2 separate regions of the Homo sapiens genome follow, and region 1 is linked to region 2. The links are chromatin loops, found by intact Hi-C in ENCODE. Cell type or tissue: ascending aorta. All regions are shown on one strand.

Region 1 (8,000 bases), 120 kb before region 2:
AATTTTTTTTGTAGATACAGGGTCTCACTTTGTTGCCCAGGCTGGTCTTAAACTCCTGGCCTCAAATGATCCTTCCTCCTCAGCCTCCCAAAGTGCTGGGATTATAGGTGTAAGCCACCATGCTTGGCCCATTTTCATTTTTAATATTCCAAGGGAAGCTGTTTAGAATATTTTATTTTATTTTTTATTTTTTTTTTTTTGAGACGGAGTCTCGCTGTCGCCCAGGCTGGAGTGCAGTGGCGCGATCTCGGCTCTCTGCAGGCTCCGCCTCCCGGGTTCACGCCATTCTCCTGCCTCAGCCTCCCGAGTAGCTGGGACTACAGGCGCCCGCCACCTCGCCTGGCTAATTTTTTGTATTTTTAGTAGAGACGGGGTTTCACCGTGTTAGCCAGGATGGTCTCGATCTCCTGACCTCGTGATCCGCCCGCCTCGGCCTCCCAAAGTGCTGGGATTACAGGTGTGAGCCACCGCGCCCGGCTAGAATATTTTATTTTTGAAAACACTATTGAACTTACCAAGGAAAATGTTATGTATACAGTTAAATCCTTTCTTAATGTCATCAATAGGTTCTTGGAAACTGCTATTTTAAGCAAAATGATGTATAATGAAACTAATTTTACCATAGGCTAATTGATATAAATAGAATTAAATTCCTGTGGCATATTTTAGGCCCCCAAAACATCACCAAACTTCTAAACAAAGACCCCAAACATTTCTAATGGTAAACATGGAAATAAATGTGAGCTATACACACATTTAAGAAAGATTGATAAAAACAAGGAAGACAATTATTTACCCAGTGAGTGAGTGACAGCAGTCATGGTGGTGGCAGGTTAAATTAAGGAATAAATGTTTGCGAAGTGAAAATTGTGAGGAACATCTCCTGCCACCACACAGTTTACAAACAAACAATAAATATGGTGGGTTCTCTGCGCGCTTTTGTGTTTCGTGCATTTGTATGGTTACCATATACTTTACACATTTCTGTTTTACAATACTTTGTATTCATTCATTCATTCATTCATTCATTCATTCTCTAACCCATTATTCCAGTTCAGTGTTGCGGGGGCCAGAGCCTATCCTGATATTACAAGGAACAGATGGAACCCACCCTGGACAGGATGTCATTCCATCACAGGGCACACTCAAACACATACCCACACTCACTTAGACTGGACAGTTTAGACACACCAGTGCACCTAATGTGCACATCTTTCAGATGTGAGAGGAAACTGGAGTACCTAGAGAAAACCCACACAGACATGAGGAGAAGAGAACGGGGAAACTCCACACAGAGGCCTTGGCCAGGAGTCAATTTTGTTTTCTCTTATCAATGTTATCATGAAATGATGTTGAATGAAACGTTATTCAAAGACCTGCTGTATACAGAAGGTCCCCAATGGTTAGACTTGTGATTTTTTGGCTTTATAATGGTGCAAATGTGATATGCATTTGGCAAAAACCATATGAGTACCCGTGCAAACCATTCTGTTTTTCACTTTCAGTACAGTATTCAATAAATTACATGAGTTATTCAATACTTTATTATAAAATAGTGTTTATGTTAGATGCGTTCACCCAACTGTAGGCTAATGTAAGTGTTCTGAGTGTGTTTAAGCCAGGCTAGGCTAAGCTATGATGTTTGGTAGGTTAGGTGTATTAAATGCAATTTTGACAAGATATTTGCAACTTATGCTGGGTTTATCAGAATGTAACCCCCCTCTTAAGTGGAGGAGCATCTGTAATTGTTTTTGTCATTTGAGCCGTAGTTTAAACAAATGAATGCAATGGTATATTCCCTCAGATAAGTGACCTAGCTTGAAAAATAAAACTGTACCTGAAAACTAGGTAAAAATGGATCTTGTTGTTTGGGAGGGGAAAGAGAATTTGAAGCGTTTTCTCAAAAGGGTACCCAGCACCCGAGTACCTTTCTTTTGTTTAATTTTTAACAAAAGAGCTATCTTTGTGGCAATTGTTTTCAATATCTCTGCCGTACACATATGTGGGCAGAAAGCTAGAGTTTGAATAACACTTGTTAATGGAAACCAACTTCTTTATGGATTTGTTTGAACAGTGGTTCAGAATTTTTATGCTTACTATCTTATTCCTGTTTGAATACTTGGCCAGCCATATTCTCAGAGCTCCCTGCCCCAGCCAGCCTCTCTAATGGCTCCTACGGTGAAGTTCTGTTAGCGCTTCCATTGGAAACCTACCAGAATGGCTGGGTTCTGGCATGGTGCCCTCTCACGAAAGCTGCAGCCCCAGTGGGGGAAGCGCAGGGTGGAGTTTTTCCACCCTGCTTCTGGCTGCTCTCCAGACCCTGGAGTGTCTGTGAGGTTTTTTTTCCTCTTTTCTTTCTCCCATAACAACAAACAAACAATAACACTACTACTTGGACATATTAGGGACATGGGATATGCGTGCGTACGTGCGGTGGAGTGGGCCTTTTAGTTAGCTCCCCAGCAGTGTTCTTCTGCCACTGGGCTCTTTTGTTCAGTGTGACCTCATGAGAAGTGGTAGCAGTACTGTAAGCTCTAGAGGATTTCCCTATCATGGGCCTTTTATTTCCCTGTGGTTGTCTAAGCAAAGCAATGGGAATCTCCTGGTGGGTATTAACTATCTTTCTAGACCATTCTTTGCACGAAATGCTGACTTAATGAGAGTCTGAGTCACCCTTAGCAATTTCTCCAACTCCAGACCATGGCGTGTTACAAGATGGCAGCTGTTTAGTGGATATCAGAATAGCCTTCATGTTTTCATGGCAGGGTTACCAGATTTAGGAAATAAATTTACGGGATGCCCAGTTAAAGTTGAATTTCAGATATACAGCATTTTTTTAGTGTAATTGTGTCCCATGCAGTACTTGGGATATGCTGGTATGAAAAGTTATTTGCTGTGTTTTTGAAATTCAACTTTATCTGGGTGTGCTCTTTTATCTGGCAGCTCTACTTCGTGCATTTTTGCATGATGTAATAACTTGGATACATGTTGTACTTAGAATATTATGTATATATGATTAGTTCCTAAAAAGTGACTGGCTTCACAAATAAACCCTTGAGTGCATGAAATTTTGAGCTCCTTAAAAGGCAACTGCAGTTGAGCTGGCAAATCACATATGCCAGATTTCCAGACTGAGTTGAGTCGGCCATCATGAGGCAGGAACTTGAAGTTACATCATCTAGAATTTCCCGGTACCCTTTTTTTCCTCCCTCTCTTTAATGACTCTTTATTTGTAAGTTAGAAATTTGGGCTAAGCATTCCCTGCAAAAAGGCGTCTTTCCTTTATTCATTGAAAAACACAGAAATCTTTAGTCTTAAGCAATACAGACTGGTCTGTATGAGGTTGTATTTGTGCATGTAGAAAGAAAAAGTAAGAATTTTATAAAGCCTTCTGCCTTGCTTTGGCTTTTTTTCGGCCAGTATTTCCTTTTGTGTATTCTACAAGAAGACCAGAGAACTACACATGATAGTAGTAAAGATCCCTCCCGTCCCCTGTTAGATACTTTCTGTCATATCCTTTGACACACTTGATTCAACTAACACCCCCTTGTAAGGGCAAGTGGTTATTCCTAATTTTGTAAGTTAGAAATTCTCCAAACGGAACAGTGTATTGGTCTCTTTCCCAAAGGATGCAAGATTTGTCTTCTTATAAAGTCTTAAGAATGGTCTCATTAACCATCTGTTATTGAATGAGTAGATTCCCGTGTAGACCCTTCTGTTCTCAGGGCGGTCATTCCACCTTCCCCTGAGTCTCTGGTCCATGACCCCTGGAAGAGATTGCCTGAAAGCACATTCATAATTTTGCTCCACATTCATGATTTGGCTTAAACAAAATTAAGAATTATTACTTGAGCCTTTTTAATAGTTTGCTGCGGGTGTGGCACACTTTTTCTGTAAAGGGCAAGATGGTAAATAACATGCTTTGCAGACATACAGTCTCTGATGCATACTCTTTTACAACCCTTTAAAAATGTGACAACCATTTTTAGCTTGTGAGCTGTACCAAAGCCGGCCATGGGCTGGCAGTAGTTTTCCTGAGTGTTTGTCCTTAAAAACATATTACATGGGGAGTTCTGTGGATTCTGAAATTTACCCATTATTTTCGATATATATAGAAGTGGGAATGAATACTTAGCAATAAAAATATGTGACAAGCTGTGGGCACTCTAACATCCTGGAGGACATTGTCTCTCTCCCTGCCCCCCTTCCCCTGTGGCACTTACTCATATTTTTAAAAGGAGAATGTTGTAATTTCTTGTTAAAATTTTGGATTTTGTGTTAATGCTAAACAAAATGTCATTCTGATGGGTTTCTTTTGTCAGGTATGTAGGAGCAAGTGGTCAGATAGCAAATTCATGCCCAAAGGCGGGAGAAAGCAAGACAGGACATCGGTTTGTCTTCTCTTTGAATTTATTTATTTATGACATTGAGGATTTGGTGAAATTTTGGTATAACAGAACATCCTAGCCAGTTTTTCTATCTTTCTGAGCCATCAATTCTTAAGAAACTGCATAAGCATTTTATTTTGAAACCTTATGGGGAAGGATGTTACATTCACATAAGAATGAAACTCAATAGGAGGTTTGCCCTTTGATTTGCTTTATCTTTTCGCTGATTTTCTTTGAAAGATTATGCTTGGTGTTCTTCCAGATCGCAGTGGTAACAACAGGCAGGCTCCCAAAAGCACCTAAGGGGAGAGACATCCCATGAGAATCCATCATACATTTCATACCTTTCCAGCTGCTGCTCTTAGTGATTGGTGTAAAGCCATTCAGGCACCCCTTGTCTTTTATTACACAATGAAATTGGGGTATTTCCCGTCACTTTTTTTCCCTTCAGACTTTTACAAATGATTTTTGGGCCCGAATGTGATTGTGAATAGACAGACATAGCTTCTAAGAAAGCCGTTGGGACCCACTGAATTGTGACTGTCAGACAAAGGCATTTTGTTTAGAAGGCTTGTCCCAAAGTGGTGTTGGAGTCTGAAAGAAGGGCCGCCAGCGTCTCGTTCTTTCTGCTGTGAACTAATAGGAAAGCTGATGTTTGCTGAGTGGATGGCTGTACTCACTGTCCAAACAGATCTGTGTTTGCCAACTGTGAACATATTGCTGCCTCTGTGAGGCACTCCATCATGCCTTGAATGGATCCTCTTGTGTTCAGAATTTTCTGACTCAAAGCGAGGGAGAGAGAAATATTTCTTTCAGACTTCAGCATTCACTGTAGCATCCATAGTCTCATCAGACCTTTAGAAACCAAGCATGCACCGGAGACGCTTCTTAAGGAGAGTGAGAAAAGAGCAGAGAAAAAGGAATAAAGAGACAGCCCCATTGAAATGCCTTTATTCTGACCATTTGTGGCCAAGTTTTCATAAATAAACCAGGCTGCCTTGGCAAATAGAATTGTGAGAATATTTTTTATTTCTCCTGAGCAAAATAGAACTCTGAGTTTCCAACTCATGGTCCATTTCTGTGCATGTATACATACATGCACAGACAAAAATAAAAGCATAGAATACATTTATAATGTGTTATTAAATGGGTGACAGAGTTTTATTCCACCTGGATAATCCCTTAAGAAAAGGCTAATTGATACATATGAAGGAGTTTTGATTACTTTATAAACTGTCTCTTAGTTTTAGGGTTACAAACCTATTGTATATGAAAGGGTGAAAATAAAGTGGGTTTTTTTGTTGTTGTCAGTTTAGTCACTTTCTATAAGTTGACAGTAATAGTACCTTCTGGCAAAGTCTAGTATTCGCTGCATGAACTGCGGACAGAGCCCATGGAAAAGATGTGGCATTCCTTGCAATTACCCATTGTTTTGTGTGTTAAATTTCAGAAACCTTGGTTGAGTGGGTGGAAAAACAACATTGCTGATAATGAAACTCAGTGAGCACATGGCATGCACAGGACACTTACCATTCTGGTCTGTGTTGCTTATTGAGTACATGTTCAACACTGAACAGCTTCACTCGGCATTGTAGTGGAAATGGAGAGAGACGGGAAGGACAGAATGCTTTTGTGAGTGGAAAGGTAGATTTCTGTGTAGTTCTCTGCAGCAGTAAACCGTTGCCTGGCCTTAGTCAGTGAGAACTCAGTATTTATTTGCCTACCTGTAGTAAATGATTTTTTTGGCATATATAACCCATAAAAGTTTAAAACCAGAATTACCATCCCCCGCCCAGGCTACAGTATTTACCATTTGGTTGTCTGGGTATTCTTATCCAGGACTAACTGTACTCATGGAAAAATCTAGTTCTTTAAACTTACTGGAAATATAACAGGAATAGCAGGGACAGTTGGGGTAGGAGAGGGCCTGGCAACCATGGCTGCCATTGATGTAATAGTAATGATCTCAGCTAGCCCAGCTGGGAAGCCAACCATGTGCCAGGTACTCTTCTAAGTATTTTATATATGTTAACTAATTTCTTCCTCAGACAATCTTGTGAAATTGTTACCATTGCTTTCTTCATTTTACAGGTGAGGAAACCAAGGCACAGAGAAAGGTTTACTAACATGCCTAGGATCTCACAACTAGTCATTTGTGGAGTGTGGAATTGAAGTTAGAGGAGGATGGCCCCAGTATCTGCCACAATTACTACAGCACTACGGTTGGCGAGGGAAGAAATCTGCATTCTCCTTGTAGAGTTTTCTATTTATCTTTCCTTTATTTCTTGGAGTATGTGTATCATATCATATGGTTTTGGAAAAGTGTCTGAAGGTCATCAAAATCTAAGTACTAGGAGGCTAAGATCAGAAAGATAATGCATTCTGTAGGTAAAGAAGTTTGCTCCTCTTTGTTTTTGTCACAGAAAGAAGTTCCACATTTAATTAATTCCTGGTTATTATTATTATAAATTGGTTGAATTACATTGTGGTCTAGTAGATAGGGCTGGGTAATACATTTTGTTCAGAACTTAATTGAGAGCTTGATTTTAAACTTAAAGTCAACCATTATGAGGTATCTTAGTATAAAATCAGGATATTTATATGTAGTTAGATGCTAATATAAAAATATTCAATCATATTTCTTTATGATGATGGATTGAGCGGGGATATGTTTATATGTAAAGCTTGGAAGCAACATTTTTACAACCGTAGGGTAATAGTACTATTGCCTAGTGTAAGTAGCTTTTCTCAAGAGACTATAGGGATGATTGAAATTGGCCAGTTTCAGATGATTTTTATAGGAGTAATGTTTATTGCAGCTCATTAATGCCATGTTTAATAGTTACTGGTTATCTGAAATGTTGCCCTGAGTGGAAAGGGGGTCATATGGTTCCATTGCTAGAGGATTGGACCTAAAATGGTTTTGCGTGAATAATGTTGTTTGTAAGTTATTTCTTGGGATCCTATCTCAAAGAAAGTGTACTTGAAAGGCCAGGCGCGGTGGCTTATGCCTGTAATCCCAGCACTTTGGGAGGCCAAGGCTGGTGGATCACCTGAGCTCAGGAGTTTGAGACCAGCTTGGCCCACATGGCAAAACCCTGTCTCTACTAAAAATACAAAAATTAGCTGGGGGTGGTGGCGGGCGCCTGTAATCCCAGCTACTCAGGAAGCTGAGGCATGAGAATCACGTGAATCCAGAAGGCGGATGTTGCAAGGAGCCGAGACTGCACCATTGCATTCCAGCCTGGGCAACAAGAGCGAAACTCCATCTCAAAAAAAAAAAAAAAAAAAAAAAAAAAAGTATATTCTGGAGACTATATTTTAGAAAGTGAGTTATAAAAAAATAAAAATAGGTCACACTTTATTGTGATGTTTTATGCAGTTTGTATAAACACCGACTGACTGAACTTAAAATTTTTGCACATTGTATTGACCACATGAAACCTATCAAGATGTTTTAGTATATTGGGTTTGCTATAAAACTAAAGTTTATTCAGGTTTCTTCTTTTGAGAGAGAGATTATGACAAAAGAATAGCTTGGCTTTCTGCCCCAAGAATCTTTGTTTTGGCCTTTTTTGCCTTTGTTTTGCTTATTTTGTATGTATTGGACCT
Region 2 (8,000 bases):
GTGTGAGTTACATGTATAGAATGAGCCATGAGTTGTGTTCCTTAATGGGAAACCAGCCCATTTAGAGGATTCATCTTCCCAAGTACTGAGGAAAGCTTTATGAGGATACTAAGTTAGTAAAGAAGAAAAATTAACTTGAAAAAGTTCTTTTGTTGTTGTTTTCAGTCTTTCAACTACACACTTTTACAAATCAACACAACAAATATATTTTTAAACATACTCTAAATATTAGTTGCATTTTATGATCTTAATCAAATACTTTTTATATACTTAGCTGCCAGTTTTCAAGTAGGTAGACCATCTGTAAATTTGTTTCTTCACTGGAACTCTTGTATGTTTGTAAACAGATACCCAGAGAGAGAGGTGGAAAGCTGGTTACATGAGGAAGTCCTTTGAAATGTTCTTTTCTTTGTTGACTCCTGTGGTTTTAGGCTATGTCATACCTAAACTGTCCCCTAGAGACCATTGCGTGTCTGGATTTAAAAATCTCCCAAGAGTTCTCTAAGTTTGGGATAGCATTATTAAAAGTCTTATTTCAATCTAAAATGTGATTCTGTAAGATGAAGTAACTGCATAGCTGTTGATTGGCAATTTTGGTTGATCTTTATCGTCTAGGAGTCTGGTTCTATTTTTAGCTTATACAAAAATAACTTTTAAAATTATTCAGAGAGGTCCTTACTTTGGTGGATGGCTTTGAAAGAAAAGGCATGTACTAAGTGCATGTAGAAAATAGGACCCATCATATGTTACACATTTATTTTGCTTTTGTTTTTGTTTTGTTTTGTTTTGTTTTGAGACAGGGTCTTGCTCTGTTGCCCAGGCTGGAGTGCAGTGGCACAGTCTCGGCTCACTACAGCGTCTGCCTCCCGGGTGCAAGCAATTCTCCTGCCTCAGCCTCCTGAGTAGCTGGGATTACAGGCATGCACCACCACACCCGGCTAATTATTGTATTTTTGTATTTTTATTTTTTTATGTTTATTATTTATTTATTTTTTATAAATTTTTTTTAGTAGAGATGGGGTTTCACCATATTGGCCAGGCTGGTCTCAAACTCCTGACCTCAGGTGATCCACCCGCCTCGGCCTCCCAAAGTGCCGGGATTACAGGCGTGAGCCACCATGCCCAGCCAGACATTTATTTTGTATGCTAGCATGCACATTACATTCCCCCACCTTCTAGCTGTTTACAGTGTAGGAGGAATTTATAAAAGTTTGCAGAAATTCAGAGGGGTAAAACTTCATGCTATAAACGTATATAGACTTCAAAATAGATGAGTGTAATATTGCATAACAAATTACCCCAAAACTTAGAGGCTTCAAACAATCACTTTCTTATGCTTGTGGACTCTGGGTTAGGGATTTGGACAGGGCACTGGGGAGTGGCATCTCTGTGCTCTATCATATCTAGAGTTTCAGCGAGGAGGGCTCATTGGCTGGGGACTGGAATAATCTTCTGGCAGTGTTTTCACTCACAAGTCTAGCATCAGTGCTCACTTTGGACTGGACCTATCTGGGGCTCTTCACATGGCCTGGGGTTCCCACACAGCGTGGCAGCTTCAGGGTAGTGAGAATCGAAAATCAGGTGTCCCAGCAAAAGTTAGAAGCTGTAACACCTTTCCACACCCAGCCTTGGCTTCATTTCCACTCCAGCCTTTTGGTTACAAGAGAGTCACAAGACCACCCGCATTCAAGGGAAAGGGACATAGACTTAGACTTTGTTTCTCAATGGATAGGGAATCACAGAATTTTTAGACATGTTTAAAGTAACCACTTGTGGTATAAGCCTTCTCTTGTCTCCTTTTGGTCCTGAGAAACCATTAACAAATATTTTTTTCTTTATCTTTGTATAGCACATACAGTTTTTTAGGTACTATAACCTAAGACTGTTAGATATAAGGTCATATACTTTAAAAGTACAACGTAACTCTTTTTCCCATCCCTGATTCTTTTCTGAGTATTCTGGAGACAGGGAGAGTGGGGGCAAATGTGTACCCAGAAATACAGTGACAGGATGGACCTCATACCTCATAGCCAGTGCTACTCAGCCAGCCAGTGAGACATGCCTCAGTGGCTCTCAAATACCAATCTTCTCAGCTAGCAGATGGAAGAGATCACTCTGCCTGCTCCCTTAGTGATAAGGGCAGGGAACCCAAACAGACTGTTTATCTCCAGTTAATGTCTCTGCCTCAGTTGTACTTGAAAAGCAGGATCGTGTATTCTGTTCCCTCAGGTGACTCATGATAGTGCAGCAAAGTGTTTTAGTTTTTGTTTGTTTGTTTGTTTGCAGGGAATATAAATGTATTTAAAATCTTTAACAGACAGTTTTTGTTTTTTAACTACAAATTTGAAAGAAATTGAAAAATATTCAAGTAGGTAGTAAGGGGGTAAAAGAAAAAATAAAGATGTTCCTTAAAATATTCAAAATATTTTATATTTATAATTTATCTCCAAATTTCATTTTGGAGAATGGCAGAGCTGGACATGGTAGCTCACACCTATGATCCCAGCACTTTGGGAAGCCTAGTTCAGGTGGAAGGATAGCTTGAGGCCAGGGGTTCGAGATCAGCCCATCTCTACCAAAAAGAAAAAAATTGAAAATTTAGCCAGGTGTGGTGGTGCATGCCTATAATCTTAGCTACTCAGGAGGCTGAGAAGGAGAATCCCTTGAGTCCAGCAGTTTGAGGCTACAGTGAGCTATGGTCTGTTTGTACCACTGCTCTCTAGCCTGAACAACAGAGTGAGACACCTTGTCTCTCACACACACACACAAAAAGTAGAATATTTGGAAACAGTATTTCTCCCTTGTGGGGGGAAAAAGAAAAAGTCTTTGTCCTGGAGATTATAATCACATCTTGGAGATGTTTTCAGGGGTTGATCATTCTCTGCTATGTAGCCACATAGTGCTTTTTATATACTCTCCAAGCTCCCTTCTCTTGCCCCTTTTTTTCTGTGTTTGGGGCCTTTCATAGTCTGGCAAAAAGTTGGAGGTTATTGCCATTCTTCAGAATTTAGCAGGACCCTGTAGGAACAAGAACAATATCTAGACTCCCATTATTAATTAGGACTTGAAACCAAAAATGCATGACCCTTCTAAAAAGTGAGTGAGGATGAGGATGAAGCAAAGGGGAGGCAGGTGCTCATAGAGTATGTAGTATTCTAAGCGTTACTAGGCTGGGACTTCCCCCCAAAGGTGATGACTTCCTTTAGTATGTGAATCTTGAAATGAAAGAGGCACTTACCCAGGTTCAGATAAATGAGGTGTCCAGCTTAGGGCAGGTGAACTCTGTGGTAAGAGTTATGATGACATCAGGGGACAGGTTTGCGCAAGGCACACTGGACGGAACATAGAGTAAGATGATCCAGTGGTGTCTAGAATGTGGATAATACCCAATGTATTTTTGTTTGATGATTGGAAAGGAGAAAGAGGCAAAGCCCTTTCTCCCTTCCCAGGCTTGGGAAGGGCTGATCTGATGCATGCTGTGAATATGAGTCGACTTACTGGCGAGCCAAGTCCTTTCCTGGAGAGCAGTTTTGACCAGAAGTGGTAGACAAAACACCCTCGTCCCTGGTTGGAAAACATTACCCCAGGGTGATGAATTGGTGCTCTCAGGCTAGGTCTGGGTGTGGAATGAAGATAGATAAGCAACAACTGTGAATTAGGTTGAGTGCGAAGAGGAACACTCAGCTTGGGAAAGGAAACAACCCACGTTTGCAATGCGTCATCCTGCGCCAGATTGAGCACCTCAAGGTTTGTCTGCACACAGTTGGTTTGTACTCCAAGATTTCTTCACATTGTAGTAAAGAAAGATTAACCTTGCCCTTGAATGAACTTGGTCTGAGCTGCAGAAACAAGCATTTGGGCATGCCCAAGGTTGCAAAATGGAAACAAGCCAGTGCACCCTGAAAATCTGCCCTTTTTTTGGCTCACAGACACTGGCAGTAGAAAGTTAGGCCAGAACTGGCTGGGGTTATATTGGTTCATGTCCAGTGAGGTCAGTAGCCCAGTGGCTAGGTCTGTTCCAGAATGATCAATGGTGTTCACTCTGACCAGTTTCTCTAATTCAGGTGAAGTATCTTTTCCATACCCCGCTGAGAACAGGGACTCCAGTGTCACCTTAGAGGTTCTGATCCTGACTGCTCATGTGCTGCGAACCTGACCCACCAACGCGCAGAGAAGCGGAGTGCAGCTAGGAGTCTCTTCCCTCAGCCCTGCGGACCAGCTGACTCCCAGGCCCTGGCAGCCCCTTTGAAAGCTCTTACTCTCCTCTGTGTGACACACCACAAGTGGCCTAGCAGCCGTAGCTGGCCAGGATTAGGCCTAAGTCATGGCTGTCCCTGCTGCCTGTGTGTGACCAGATCATTGATGACAACAGGTCTGAAAAGTGTCAGGATGTTACCCATTTCTACTGCAGCCATATTTTAGTAGGGAACTTTGAACAAGGCTGAATTTAAATTATTAACAACTAAGTTTCCGAAGTCAAGTCAGCGTATCTCAGTAATCCTGTGTAGTCTAAATTAGATTTTTTAAAGGCGGGAACGTGCCATAGATTATAATCTCTCAAAATCTCTGGGAGCCACACAGCATATAAAATATGAAAGTTGTCATTTACCATCTCTAAAACTTCACTGACAGGAATGATTTGGATATATTTAACTTCTGATAAACAATGATAAACATTCACTTTATCACTCCTGTCAGTTCGTATGAATCTTTCAGTCCTCTAAAGCATTAGCTCTTTTCTTTTTTAACTCCATTTCTGTCAACAAGAACAGGAAAATGTTTTGTTTATAAATGCTATTTGCAACCTGGGACCCATCTTGTTTTATGAACAGATTCTCCAAATCTTCTATGCCTTTGAACACGGACTTACTCTACTCTAATGCTTAAGCTCCAGAGCCGTCGGAGAGCCTGGCGCAGTAGACAGACCAGCACGCTGGCATCGGATCACTGGAGCCAGTGGCCTTCTCCAGTTCACTTGTTAACTTCTCAGCTGCAGATCACTTTTTGTACTGCAGTGACTTTTGTGAACATTAATTTTTTTCTTTCCAGATATGCATTTTATTTTATTTTATATTAGAGACAGAGTCTCGTTCTGTCACCCAGGCTGGAGTGCAGTGGCGTGATCTCGACTCACTGCAACCTCTGCCTCCCGGGTTCAAGCAATTCTCCTGCCTCAGCCTCCCAAGTAGCTGGGATTACAGGCGTCTACCACCACGCCTGGGTAATGTCTTTGTATTTTTAGTAGAGACGGTGTTTCACCATGTTGGCCAGGCTGGTTTCGAACTCCTGACCTCAAGTGATCCACCTCCCTCAGCCTCCCAAAGTGTTGGGATTACAGGCGTGAGCCATCACACCCCGCCCAGATATGCCTTTTGTATTAAACTTCATGTTATACATGAATATGTTCTTTTATTCAAAACTTCTCTCATGTCTGAAATATTTTAACCTACTTTCCCTTGTTTTTGTTTTATTCTCAATGACTTCTAAAAATTCATCAATAAGCCTTAATTCTTTTAACTGTCAAATATTTGTATTCTTACCTCTACAGACTCTACAGACAATGCTTCCAAAACTGAATTCCAGGGTTTTAACAACTCTGGATCTTTCTAGGTGTCCCTAAGTTTATGCACATAGTAGTACATCCTGGAAGTTGTTATGATAGAAAATTCGGCATGCTTTGTCTATATGGGTTGTAGTTTATATAGCAGTTGTTCCTGATTTTAACAATTGGTCCTGACTCCAAGATTTATGTTTTGTTTGTTTGTTTTTGAGATGGAGTCTTGTTCTGTCGCCCAGGCTGGAGTGCACTGGCGCCATTTTTACTTCTTTCACAAGTAGAATTTTTTTAAATGTTAGCAATATAGGAAGATGTCTTGAAGGTCACACAGTTCCCCTTCTCCTAATTCTTTAGTGAGCGTGAGTGCTCTGGCTCTCTTAAAAGTCATTTCTCCCCTTCGAACCCTCCCCAGTCTTTTTCTCGTTTGAGCCACAAACAGTCTGGTTTCTACTGTATTAAAGCAAATTAACCTAGTAAGAAACACTGACTTTTTTTTTACTGGCTACAGTTCTAAGCACAAGAAAAGGGGAAAGGAGACCAAATAAAGAAATAGGAAAAATGAGGCATTAAAGGGGAGCCAACACGGGGTTTGGAAGGGATGAGAGCTTCCGCCATGGCAGGATGGGCCTTTCTTGCACTGCTTACTCTGAGTTCAGAAATAGAGGAGGAAAGAAGGTAGATCATGCCACAGCCTGAAATGGATACGACACATACCAGGGCTCCCATAGAGTGTGATCGGATGCTGGGTGTAATTATTCAAGTGTATGCATTTGAATAAATCATCTTCCTCAACCTCAACACTCAAGGTTGAAGTAAGCATAGTGTGTGACATGCCAGCCACATAGTGAGTTCACTCAAGGAGCAACTGAGAAATGTCAGGCTTTACTTGCTGCACACCCCCAACTCGGCCACCAAGTTGCATCTGAATGCACCTTGAACCCTTGATAAAATGAACTTTCAATCTTAAAGACTGTTAGAACTCTCACTCCCTTCCATTGGGAAAGGTGCTTCCTGGCTCTAGGAGGTGGGTGGGGAAGGGGTTCCTTTGAGGAGGATGAATGTGGTGTGATTTTTTTGGGGGGCGGGGCGGGGCAGGAGGACGGAATCTCACTCTGTCGCCCACACTGGAGTGCAGTGGCGCGATCTCGGCTCACTGCGAGCTCCGTCTCCCAGGTTCACGCCATTCTCCCTCCTCAGCCCCCTGAGTAGCTGGGACTACCAGCACCCGCCACCAAGCCTGGCTAATTTTGTTTTTGTATTTTTAGTACAGATGTGGTTTCACTGTGTTAGCCAGGATGGTCTGGATCTCCTGACCTCGTGATCTGCCCGCCTCAACCTCCCAAAGTGCTGGGATTACAGGCGTGAGCCACCGCGCCCGGCCAGTGTGGTTGTTTTTAATGTGCTCACCGTAGCAACAGTCAGGCTAGTGGTGTGTTCATTTTATTTTTAATTAAAACCACCTGGAATGTGTTTTAGTGGTATTTGGAGACCTGCTGAAAGGAAGGAGATGCTTAAATTTGTTTACGTAAAAAATGTGCTTGCTTTGTTTTTTGTGAAATAAATTGAGAACTTCAGACACATTGCTCAAGGCCCTGGGCCTGTCCAGTTAGAATGCTAAGATCCACTCAATGTTAGCTTATGGTTTTCTTTTGCATGAACATGGATAAGATAGTAAGATAATGTGGATATGGGTAGGAAATATTCTAACAAACTACTGATAAGAGTATTACATGCCTGTGAGTGTGGCATAGGGCGGTTAGACTTTTTCCTTACTTGTTGAACCTAATACGAGACCCCACTAGAGTGTTTTATTTTTACTTTAACGAATTTGAAGTATCACATAAGGCTAGGAAGGCATTCAAAATACATTTCTAGCCTGACAAGAAACTTAGAGTGACTGTAATATACATAGATTAATTCAACCAATGTTCCAAGTGCTTATCATTCACTTCCACCCTGCAAGCATTGATTGAGCTCCCAGTTTGTCCAAAGCACTGTTATGAGCAAAGCAGACGTGGACAAAATGATTCAAAGGTTTGTGACCAGTAGCAGCAATCAGTGAAGAAACACCATCACTAGAATGTACTTGTGAAGGTATTGGAGGCCACTGCATGGCAAGAAAGATACAGCTGGAGAGGGCCTTGTATGGCACACTCAGCTGCAGAGACGGGTCTGTAGGTGCTCAGGAGTTACTGGGAAAGGCTGTGTATTTTCAGAGCCAGTGACCCCTCTGTGGATGCAGTAGACTCTTGGTTGATCAGGCTGGGCAGTTTGGGCCAATCTAAGTAAGGAGGAGGATCTTAGAAATTGTGATCGTTAACTGGAGCATCGTCTTGTGCCTGAAAGGACCTTTTTTTATTTTATTAACCAAAAAAACCACAGGTACAGTAAATTACCTGTCTCAATTACAGAATTTTCTGTAGTGCCTTTATGTTAGAGATGA

Evidence for each region. A loop is a pair of places that touch in the nucleus more often than their neighbours do. Peaks named below come from ENCODE experiments on the same cell type or tissue, not always from the same donor. Only the 100,000 strongest peaks of a DNase experiment are listed, where the experiment ranks them.
Region 1: it touches region 2 in a loop (2.7-fold over the local background); 7 of 110 quality-filtered maps call a loop at or near these places.

Annotation. Positions count from the first base shown.
Region 1 is chr3:172,199,000-172,206,999 of GRCh38, forward strand. All of the region lies in intron 3 of FNDC3B (fibronectin type III domain containing 3B), which reads left to right. Among named protein-coding and RNA genes, the nearest start is that of FNDC3B, 160 kb to the left of the region's middle. In ascending aorta, CTCF peaks have their summits at 3,207, 3,984 and 4,185; DNase peaks (open chromatin) are centred at 2,302 and 3,112; H3K27ac peaks cover 5,979 bases.
Region 2 is chr3:172,320,766-172,328,765 of GRCh38, forward strand. All of the region lies in intron 11 of FNDC3B (fibronectin type III domain containing 3B), which reads left to right. Among named protein-coding and RNA genes, the nearest start is that of GHSR, 120 kb to the right of the region's middle. In ascending aorta, no CTCF peak of the experiment used is centred here; DNase peaks (open chromatin) are centred at 3,666 and 4,256; H3K27ac peaks cover 6,824 bases.